Regions from separate parts of the Homo sapiens genome. Here region 2 is linked to region 1. Evidence: chromatin loops called from intact Hi-C (ENCODE). Cell type or tissue: lower leg skin. All regions are shown on one strand. Links, peaks and the distances in the headings refer to the core of each region. The heading gives the core; the rest is flanking DNA. Region 1 has its middle 55 kb from the start of LINC00910. Region 2 overlaps STAT3 (signal transducer and activator of transcription 3).

Evidence for each region. Peaks named below come from ENCODE experiments on the same cell type or tissue, not always from the same donor. Only the 100,000 strongest peaks of a DNase experiment are listed, where the experiment ranks them.
Region 2: it touches region 1 in a loop (21-fold over the local background); 1 of 110 quality-filtered maps calls a loop at or near these places.

The regions. Positions count from the first base shown.
Region 1 is chr17:43,331,404-43,336,899 of GRCh38, reverse strand. No RefSeq gene overlaps it. Among named protein-coding and RNA genes, the nearest start is that of LINC00910, 55 kb to the left of the region's middle. In lower leg skin, for the core only: a CTCF peak has its summit at 2,502 (motif pointing right); a DNase peak (open chromatin) is centred at 2,529.
Region 2 is chr17:42,376,051-42,381,314 of GRCh38, reverse strand. All of the region lies in intron 1 of STAT3 (signal transducer and activator of transcription 3), which reads left to right. Among named protein-coding and RNA genes, the nearest start is that of STAT3, 9.8 kb to the left of the region's middle. In lower leg skin, for the core only: no CTCF peak of the experiment used is centred there; a DNase peak (open chromatin) is centred at 2,884.

The DNA of each region.
Region 1 (5,496 bases), core at 178-5,177:
TTCCAGCCTAAATGCCAAATATTCTGAGTTCAACTATTTGATAGATTATGTAGAGGAGGGATGGCAGTCCTACAGGCTGAGGGAATGGGTGTCTCCTTACCCATTCAAATGGATGGACAAAGTGATCATTCCTCCTAGACCAAAAGTGATTCATCCTATTGTTACCCCAGAACATCCTGAATTGTGGAAATTGGCTGCTGCCATGACTGGAATTAGGATATGGAATGTAACCTATCAGATCATTCCCACTAATACCAAGACAGACGTATACAAAGTCACCTTGATGTCTGAACAGGTGATACCTAGCAGGAGCTGTGTAAAATCCCCTTATATGCTATTAGTCGGAAATATAATTATCACCCCCCAACAGCCAAACCATAGAATTTGATGATTGCAAATTGTTTACATGTATTCGTGTTACATTTCATCCCATAACAAGTATTCTCCTGGTAAGGGCTAGGGAGGGGGTAAGGATACCGTTTCTTTACACCACCCTTGGGAGTCTTCTCCCTCTATTCATATAGTCAATGAAATCCTTAAAGGAATCCTTAAGAGAACGAAGAGATTCATCTTTACTCTTATTGCAGTCATTGCAGGATTAATTGCTGTCACTGCCACAGCAATGGCAGCTGGAGTTGCTATCCACAACTCTGTTCAGACCACTCAATATGTGGAAGTGTGGCAAAAAAACAAACAAACAAACAAAAACTCCACCAGACTCTGGAATTCTCAGGCTCAAGTTGATCAAATTTGGCTAATCAAATTAATGATCTCCACCAGAGTGTGATATGGCTGGGAGATAGAGTTATGAATTTGCAACACCGTATGCAATTACAATGTGATTGGAATAATTCTGATTATTGCATAATGCCTTATGCTTATAAAAAAGATCAGCATAGCTGGGAAAAAGTCATGAGACATTCAAAGCCTGGGATGATAATCTAACTTAAGATATTTCAAAACTGAAAGAGCAAATTTTGGGGGCCTCACAGGCTCACTTAACTACCGTTCCTGGCTCTCATATTTTTGAGGAAATCACCAAAGTATTATCCGATCTTAATCTTTTTAAACGGATCAAACCCCTTAGAGGTTCACTATTGTCACTAGCATTACTGATATTGGTGTGTTTATGTTGTCTGCTTTTAGTATGCAGATGTCTTCAGGGAGTCCGATGAAAAGCCCAAAGTCAACAAGCAATGATGGCAATGATGATCCTAGTCAATAAAAAGAGGGGAGATTTGGGCAGCTGTGGACGAAGGATTACCCAGGTGCCAAGACAGGAGACTGAAGGCACAAACTGTAGCAGTATAATAAAGAAAATAGTTAGAATAAAGAATACTTACAATACAAATTAGATATAGAGATGATCATGGACAATTATCAATCAATAATGTATAAACATTATTAATCATTAGCTTTTAATATTAGTCTTTGTTGCATTACTAATATAACCTAGGAATAATTGATGGGTGTAGGATCATGTACTGAAGGGACATTGTGAGAAGTGACCTAGAAAGCAAGAGGTGAGCCCTCTGTCATGCCCACATAAGGGCCGGTTGAGGGCTCCTTGGCCAAGCAGTAATGCCAGTGCCTGGGAAGGCACCCGTTACTTAGCAGACCAAGAAAGGGAGTCTCCCTGTTCTTGGAGGAGTCAGGAAACACTCTGCTTCACCACCTCCTTGTGGGAGGCTTTATATTATCCAGGCCTGCCCTGCAGTCATCTGGAGGCCTAAACCCCTCCCCGTGGTGCTGTGCTTCAGTGGTCATGCTCCTTGTCCACTTTCATGTTCCTCCTGTACTCCTGGTTCCTCTTTGAAGTTCATAGTAGATAGTGGTAGAAGAAATAGTGAAAGTCTTAAAATCTTTGAACTTTCTTATAAGTGCCTAGAAGAAAACACTGATGTATGCTGCCTTTCCTCTCTGCTTCAGCTACCTAAAAGGGAAGGGCCCCCTGTCCCATGATCATGTGACTTGCTTGAGCTTATCAATCACTTGGACGTCTCACCCTCCTTACTCTTCCCCCTTTGTCTTGTATGTAATAAATATCAGCGAGCCCAGCCATTCCGGGCCCCTACTGGTCTCTGCGTCTTGGTGGTAATGGTCCCCTGGGCCCAGCTGTTTTCTCTTTATCTCTTTGTCTTGTGTCTTTATCTCTTATAATCTCTCATCTCCATACATGGGTAGAACACCCACTAAACCCTGTAGGGCTGGACCCTACAGGCGGCAAGCTACCCAGGTGCTGAGGCAAGAGACCGAAGGCACAAGATGTTCCAGTATAATAAAATATATAGAATAAGAATAGTTATACTAGAAATAGAATACAGATATGATCATATATGAATATTAATCATTAGTTTGTAGATTTACTCTTTATTCCAATATTATAATAATATCTGTTTTACAATTATAACCTAGAAAAAATTAGGCCATACAGAGATAGGAGCTGAAAGGACACGGTGAGAAGTGACCGGAAGACAAGAGTGTGAGCCCTCTGTCATGCCCGGACAGGGCCACTAGAGGGCTCCTTGGTCTAGCGGTAACGCCAGTGCCTGGGGAGGCACCCGTTACTTAGCAGACTGGTCTAGTGGTAGCGCCAGTGCCTGGGAAGGCACCCGTTACTTAGCAGACCAGGAAAGGGAGAGAGTTAGAGAAGACTCTGCTCCACCACCTCTTGTGGAAGATCTTTGTCAGGCCCACCCGCAGCCATGCCCACAGCCATCTGGAGGCCTAAACGTCTCCCTGTGATGCTGTGCTTCAGTGGTCACGCTCCTTGTTCATTTTCATGTTCCACTCTGTGCACCTAGCCTGGCCTTCTAGACAGCGGTAGCAGAATTAGTGAAAGTATTAAAGTCTTTGATCTTTCCGAGAAATGCATAGAAGAAATAATGACGTAAGCTGTCCCCTCTCTGTCTCCACCTCAGCTACCAAATAGGGAAGGGCCCCTGTCCAGTGGTCACGTGACTCACGTGACCTTACCTATCATTGGAGATGACCTGCACTCCTTACCCTGCCCCCTTGCCTTGTATACAATAAGTAACAGCACAGCCAGGCATTCGGGGCCACTACCGGTCTCCGCGTCTTGGTGGTAGTGTTCACCCGGGCCCAGCTGTCTTTTATTCTATCTCTTTGTTTTGTGTCTTTATTTCTATGATCTATCATCTCCACACACAAGAGAAAACCCCAAAGGCCCTGTAGGGTTGGACCCTACATCTGGCGCCCAACGAGAATTTCTCTCTCGCTGTGTGAAGTTGCACTTTGAGCGTGAAACACAGCAGAGGATTTCAATGACAGATTCCTGAGGATTGAGGTCAATAAGCTTGGTGGTAAGCTTGGGCACTCAGAGTATCCCGGGGACACCAAGGGACAGGCCTGTACTAAGTACTCAGCTTATTTAAATTTTATAAAAACTCTCCTTAAAGAAGGAGTGGTTAAAAGTATCTACTGATAAGTTAATTGAACTGTTTGATGTTGTAGATCTTCTTTGCCCTTGGTTTCCTACTGAGGGAACTTTAGAACTTAAGGATTGGGATGAGATTGGCAGACATTCAAAATTGCTCATAAAGGCGGGCATATTATTCCACCCCCAATTTGGTCAATCTGGGCTTCGGTTCGCTCTGTCCTAGACTCTTTACAGACTCAGGAGGACAACATGGAGACTGATCCCTCTTTCCTCTGAGGAGGCTGAGGAAGTGCTTAGTTCTTTTTCACCTGAGGATACTGCACAGATTGAGGCCATAGTTCTACAGATGGACCTCCACTCTGATATTCCTTTGGTGCCACCACCTACGCCAGAGCCTACCATGCCCCGGTTATCGCTTTATGATGAACTTTTAACTGATCTGAATGAATTTATTTCCCCCAACCAGCAAAATCCAGCTGAAAGATATTATCAACAGCCATCACAGCTGTACCCTCCTACCTTTCCTCAAACTCTCAACTCTCCAGCTATGCAGATAGAAAATGAGATGATGCAGCCTGAAAAAGAGGCTCTAAACTATGTTTTCATGCAGCCTGGTACAGAGGCTCCAATTTCTACACAGCCCGGTGAAGAGGCTCTCAATTCCCTGCCTGGTAATGAGGCCCTGAACCCTATCCCTGTTCAGCCCTGCTGTAGAGCTCTCAACTTCTTGCCTATTCAGCCTGGTAATGAGGCCCTCAACCCTATCTCTGTTCAGCCCCGCTGTGGGGCTCTCAACTTTCTACCAGTTCAGCCCAGTTATGAGGCCCTCAACCCTATCCATATTCAACCTATTTTTCCACCTCTCTCTTCTCGTTCTCTTTTGACAAGTCAGTCTCCCTTGAAGCCTGGACCTCTCTTGGTAAATCAGGCTCCCTTGAAGCCTGGGTCTCTTTCAGAAATCAGGCTCCTTTGAAGCCTGGGTATCTTTTGGCAAATCAGTCTCCCTCGAAGCCTGGGTCTCTTTCGGCAAATCACACTTCCTTGAAGCCTGGGTCTTTTCTGACAAATCAGGCTCCCTTGAAACCTCAGGCTCCCTTGAAGCCTGGTCCACAGTTACTGCGGCAGCCTCAGGCCCATGAAAGACCTGCCCAGCAGGTAATCTCGTCTCATCCTGGCCTACAGGTTCTCAACTCTTCCTCCATTCAAAATTCCAAACTTTTTCCTGCTTCTGGTCCAGTTGCTACTGTGGTGGCCAATACCACCATTGCCGCTCATAAGCAATGAGCTATATACATCCCTGAAAATGACACTCCTTTTATGAGGGCTATAGCTCAGACAAGAGAATATGGGGATCCCGAAGCCTGGCAATTTCCTGTAATTTTACAACCTCCAATACCCGCCGTCCCAGTGGCACAAAATCAGCCACAGCCTGCTGATCCTTCTCAGCAGGCAGCTGATCCCGCAACCCGTCAAGATCAACAGCCTGACAATCAGGCTGCTCAGGAAAATAATCAGGCTCCACAACTGCCTGCCGCTGAGACACAGCCAGTTCCTGATGTTCCAGTAGTTCAGGCAGTAGTTCAACCTGACCCTATACATCCAGGCCAGGTTCAGCTATGTCCCGCTACTTAGGAAAGTTTTTTTTTCTTTTTTTTTTTTTTTTTTTTTTGAGATGGAGTCTCGCTCTGTCTCCCAGGCATGCCCGGCTAATTTTTTTTTTTTTTTTGTATTTTTAGTAGAGACAGACTTTCACCCTGTTAGCCAGGATGGTCTCGATCTCCTGACCTTGTGATCCACCTGCCTGGGCCTCCCAAAGTGCTGGGATTACAGGAGTGAGCCACCGCACCTGGCCAAGTTTTTCTTTTAAATTCCTCAAAGATTTCAAAGAATCTGTGAAGCAGTATGGCACCAACTCCCCTTTTGTCCATTCCAAATTAAAAGCCCTAGCAGAAAATAAACACTTGGTGCCCTATGACTGGGAGATTTTAGCAGTCAGTCTTATCTAAATCTCAATATTTACAATTCAGGACTTGGTGGGTTGATGCTATCCAGGAATGCATTCGTCTTTGGGCTCTAATCCTCCTGTTAATGTTACA
Region 2 (5,264 bases), core at 1-5,000, 960 kb after region 1:
CTCATCACTGAAATTTTACCTGACCTTTGAATTTTTAACTGCGTCAGCCAAAGAACTTATATTTTGAGTATTCCTAAGGTGATTGCTATTGTAGTTTTGAAACACTTGGTTGGTATGTTTGAGGGTTTCATGGTCCAAAGTTACTATAGCAGTTAAAAGAGTGGACTATCAGGTCAGACCTATTGGGCTTTAATCCCAGTTCTGCCTTCTCTTAGACCTTGGGCCTGTTGTTTTCACTTCTCTGGTTTTCAGTTTCTCTGTCCACAATTGTGGAAACGAGGTCCACTTGTAGAGTAATTGAGAGGATGAAGCAAGATGATGCATATCAAGTACTTTGCATAGTGCCGGGCAGACAGGTAACATTCAAGTGCTAATAATTACTATTATTACTATTTATTTTTTGAGACAGGTTCTCACTCTGTCACCTAGGCTGGAGTGCAGCGGTGAGATCACAGCTCATGACAGCCTTGACCTCCTAGGCTCAAGTGATCCTCCTGCCTCAGCCTTCGGGGTAGCTGGGGCTACAGGTGTGTGCTACCACCCTCAGCTAATTTTCTAATTTTTTTGAGTCAGGATCTCGTCACGTTGCCTAGGCTGAATTACTCTTATTAAAAACTATAATATCAGGCCGAGTGCGGTGGCTCACGCCTGTAATCCCAGCACTTTGGGAGGCCAAGGCGGGTGGATCACCTGAGGTCAGGAGTTCAAGACCAGCCTGCCCAACAGAGTGAGACCCCCCCCGTCTCTACTAAAAATATAAAAATTAGCCAGTTGTGGTGGTGGGCACCTGTAATCCCAGCTACTCGGGAGGCTGAGGCAGGATAATCGCTTGAACCCGGGAGGCGGAGGTTGCGGTGAACCGAGATCGTGCCACTGCACTACAGCCTGGGTGACAGAGTGAGACTCTGTCTCAAAAAAACCGAAAAACAAAAAGCATAATTAGGGTGGTAACGCTTATACATAGGGGCAGGTGGAATAAAACATAATTAGGAGGTCGGGCATGGTGGCTCACGCCTGTAATTCCAGCACTTTGGGAGGCCGAGGCGGGTCAGGAGTTCAAGACCAGCCTGCCCAACATAGTGAGACCCCGTCTCTACTAAAAATATAAAATTTAGCCTGTTGTGGTGGCGGGTGCCTGTAGTCCCAGCTACCCGGGAGGCTGAGGCAGGAGAATTGCTTTTGAACCCAGGAGGTGGGGGTTGCAGTGAGCTGAGATCGCGCCGCTGCACTCCAGCCTGGGAGACAGAGCAAGACTCCGTCACAAAAACAAAAAACAAAAAACTGTCATATCAAAAACTAAACTAAAATGGTAATATCTGTTAGATATTACAAAGTCAGGCAAATTATGATTCATGGCAGCCACTAATGACCCAAAGGAGAGAAAGAATAATTAGCAGATTCTAACCTAATGGGAAAAAAACTAAATGAATAGGGATGGGGGACTTACATTCTGTTAGAGGAAATTGAGGCTGTCATATAAAAGGAATAGGTAAGGCAAACTGTAAATTCCTGTTTACACAAATGCCCTTCTGATAAATCTCTGCATTGCCCACAGTCCATGATTACCTCTCCCTTATTTTAAGTAATATTTAACACATTAAAAATGGATTACCACCCAAGGAATTGCTCCCGACCCAGAAAGTGCAGGTAGTGTTGAAGGTTTGAGGGGAAGAGGAATGATTAGAGTTGGTTGTGTCTCAGGAAGAAGCCAACAGGAGGAACCTTATTTTGAGTCAGGTAAAGAAGGTGGGAGTGAGGAGGCATCCCGGTGGCCAGGTATGAAGCTGGGAGCTGATTGCTGCACATTACTCAGCTGAATTAAATGTGCCCTCACATCTGTGTGTGTGCGTACATGCAAATGTACATGTGTATGAGTTAGTTGGAGGGGTAGACCTTTATTTTCCTGTCCTGTAACTTTCCTTTGCAAACTAATCTGTATTCAGAACAGTGTTGCAGTTAAGAACCACCCAGCTTGTCCATGAAACAGGTTCTCTCACCCCATCTCCCCAGTTTTAGAGAAGGCAGGAAAGAAAAGGCAGTGCTTTTCTTTTTTCCTGGCCGTATGCGGGGCAGGAAGAAGCCAGCAGAGCTTGAAAGAGAAAGTAAACCTTCTGGGAAATAAACGGCTTGGCTTCCCTATTGTGGAGGAGGAGTGCAAATTATTAGGGGGATGTTTGGGTAGTTTTTGTAGAAGCCATTTCTGAAAACTGATTTGGATTAGTGAAGGTAAGCCCAATTTAGGAAAACCCTGCCCAGTCTGGTGTCAGCCACCTGTTTCCCGCTTTGTTTGATTGATTTGATTAGTTTGTGGTATTCTGACCTCTCATTTTTATTACAAGAGTTGGAAGATTTGAGTCTGAACTTGAGCACCTGCTTCGGTGAAAGCTTCCTAAAATGCATGTTTTTTCACATTTTTTCTCATGTTCATTTTGTTTTGCTTTTTAGCAAACACTTTTTCTGACAGAATCTAAAAGCATTAGACTTTTCTTGTTTTCCCCTTCTCTCCCCACAATGTAATCTTGAAAACCCAAATGTTAGCTGTGTAAATTACCTCTCCCGTAAACCAAACAAAGTGCAATATTGCATTGAGTTAGCATTGAAATAGTCGGCCTTTGAATTTTTTTCTACTTGTGGTTTAGACATAATAAATATTTCATCTCAGACTGACTTTCTCGACAAATCAGTTTTGCATTTGGGCCTCTTTTCATCAGTATGTTTAGGGAAAGCACATTTATTGAAACATTAACCAAAATGAAACATAATTAGGAGGCCGGGAGCGATGGCTCACGCCTGTAATCCCAGCACTTTGGGAGACCAAGGCATGTGGATTGCTTGAGGTCAGGAGTTCAAGACCATCCTTGCCGACTTGGTGAAATCCTGTTTCTACTGAAAATACAAAAAACTAGCTGGGTGTGGTGACGCGTGCCTGTAATCCCAGCTACTCTGGAGGCTAAAGCAAGAGAATCGCTTGAACCTGGGAGGCAGAGGTTGCAGTGAGTCGAGATCGTGCCACTGCACTCCAGCCTGGGCAACAGAGACTCCGTCTCAAACAACCAAAAAAACAAAAACAAGCATAATTAGGGTGGTAACGCTTATACATAGGGGCAGGTGGAATAATTGAAGCATTCTGGAGCCAGAAATAATCAACTGATTAAGAATAATCTGGCTGGGTGCGGTGGCTCACGCCTGTAATCCCAGCTACTCAGGAGGCTGAGGCAGGAGAATCGCTTGAACCTGGGAGGTGGAGGTTGCAGTGAGCCGAGATCGCGCCATTGCACTCCAGCCTGGGCTATGGAGCAAGACTCCATCTCAAAAAAAAAAAAAAAAAAAATCCTGTTTCTGCAGAAATATCCCAGGTGTCCTGGGTCAGCAGTGCCCCATAGATTCCACGGACGTTTACCCTAAGTTTTCCAATGGGAGTTCATACCTCTATACCCAGTGAGAATATTTTCTGAGTAATGGGAATGAGATTGGAGATGTAGGGTAGAGAAGATCCATACAGTCTTTGGGTTAAACTTTTTCCTCTTTGCCTAGGAAAGATTAATGCTAATCTTAACCACAGATTTGTAGTAAGAATGTATCAGTTTTGTCATTCAGTTCTAGACTCCAGTTTTCTTTATTGTAATACCAATATTTTAGAGTAAATTTTGAAATGAATCAGTACAAAAGATATGTAGTAAGTGGAAAGTTAGTCCGCACCTTATCCTTGGGACTCTTTCCCAGGGACAGCTAGTTACCTACTATTTATCTCTCCTGAGTTACTTCATATGTATGCATGCAAACATGTTATTCTCTGGGTGTTGTTCCTTCCATATATAGCAGCAAATACACCAAACTCTGTATTTTGCTTTTTGTCACTTTATCTTAGAGAATACTCAATGCAAATACATGTGTATATACCTCATGTTTAAAAAATCTACATAGTAAAATTAGCCAGGCATGGTAGTGTGTGCCTGTAATCCCAGCTACTCGGGAGGCTGTGGTGGGAGAATCACTTGAACCCTGAGATCACACCACTGGACTCCAGCCTGGGCCACAGAGCAAGATTCTGTCTCAAAAAACAAAAACAAAAACAAAAAAACTACAGAGTAGTATTCTAGGCTATGCATATCATAAATTTGATTTCCTAATGATAGGCATAGATGATTTGCCTGGGCGGCAAATTAGCGTTGGCTGTGTCTCAGGAAGAAGCCAACAGGAGGAACCTTATTTTGAGTCAGGTTCCAAAGACAGAAACATTGTCTGACATTTGTTTTTGGGCTTATATGAATAAATCTGTACACATATATTTTTAATGTTTTAATCGTAATATGTATACTATTTGGAAATGTGGCTTTTTAGTTAACAGAGTGCATGTTTTACCCCATTGCACTTAAACATTAACTTGGGGATAATTAAATGAGTCTGTCACTTGGACAGGCAGGAATTGTACCCCCCACAAACCCATAAACCGCCAATTTTTTTTTTTTGAGACAGAGCCTCATTCTGTTGCCCAGGCTGGAGTGCAGTGGTGCGATCTGGGCCCACTGTAAGCTCAGCCTCCCGGGTTCATGCCATTCTCCTGCCTCAGCCTCCCAAGTAGCTGGGACTACAGGCGCCCGTCACAATGCCCGGCTAATTTTTTGTATTTTTAGTAGAGTCGGGGTTTCACCATGTTAGCCAGGATGGTCTCTATCTCCTGACCTTGTGATCCGCCCGCTTTGGCCTCCCAAAGTGCTGGAATTACAGGTGTGAGCCACCGCACCTGGCCGGTTTTTTTTTTTTTTTTTGAGATGGAGTCTTGCTCTGTTGCCAGGCTGGAGTGCAATGGCATGATCTCCGCTCACTGCAACCTCCACCTCCCGGGTTCAAGTGATTCTCCTGCCTCAGCCTCCTGAGTAGCTGGGACTACAGGCGTGTGCCACCACGCACAGCTAATTTTTGTAATTTTAGTAGAGATGGGGTTTCATTAATAATCATTAATATTAGACAACTGTCAGACTCACAGTGGTGGATACAAACTTTCTCAAATTCTGATTTTTACTCTAAAGCTCAAATTTTATCATTGGCAACAAATATTGTCAGTTGCTTTCCCTGAACAGACAGCTTCCCTTCTTTCATTTTTGAGAAAATATCTGCCAGTATCCCAGTTGGTTTATCAATCATTCTTTCTCTTTTTTTTTTTGAGACGGAGTCTCACTCTGTCACCCAGGCTGGAGTGCAGTGGCATGATCTCGGCTCACTGCAACCTCCACCTCCCAGGTTCCAGCAATTCTCCTGCCTCA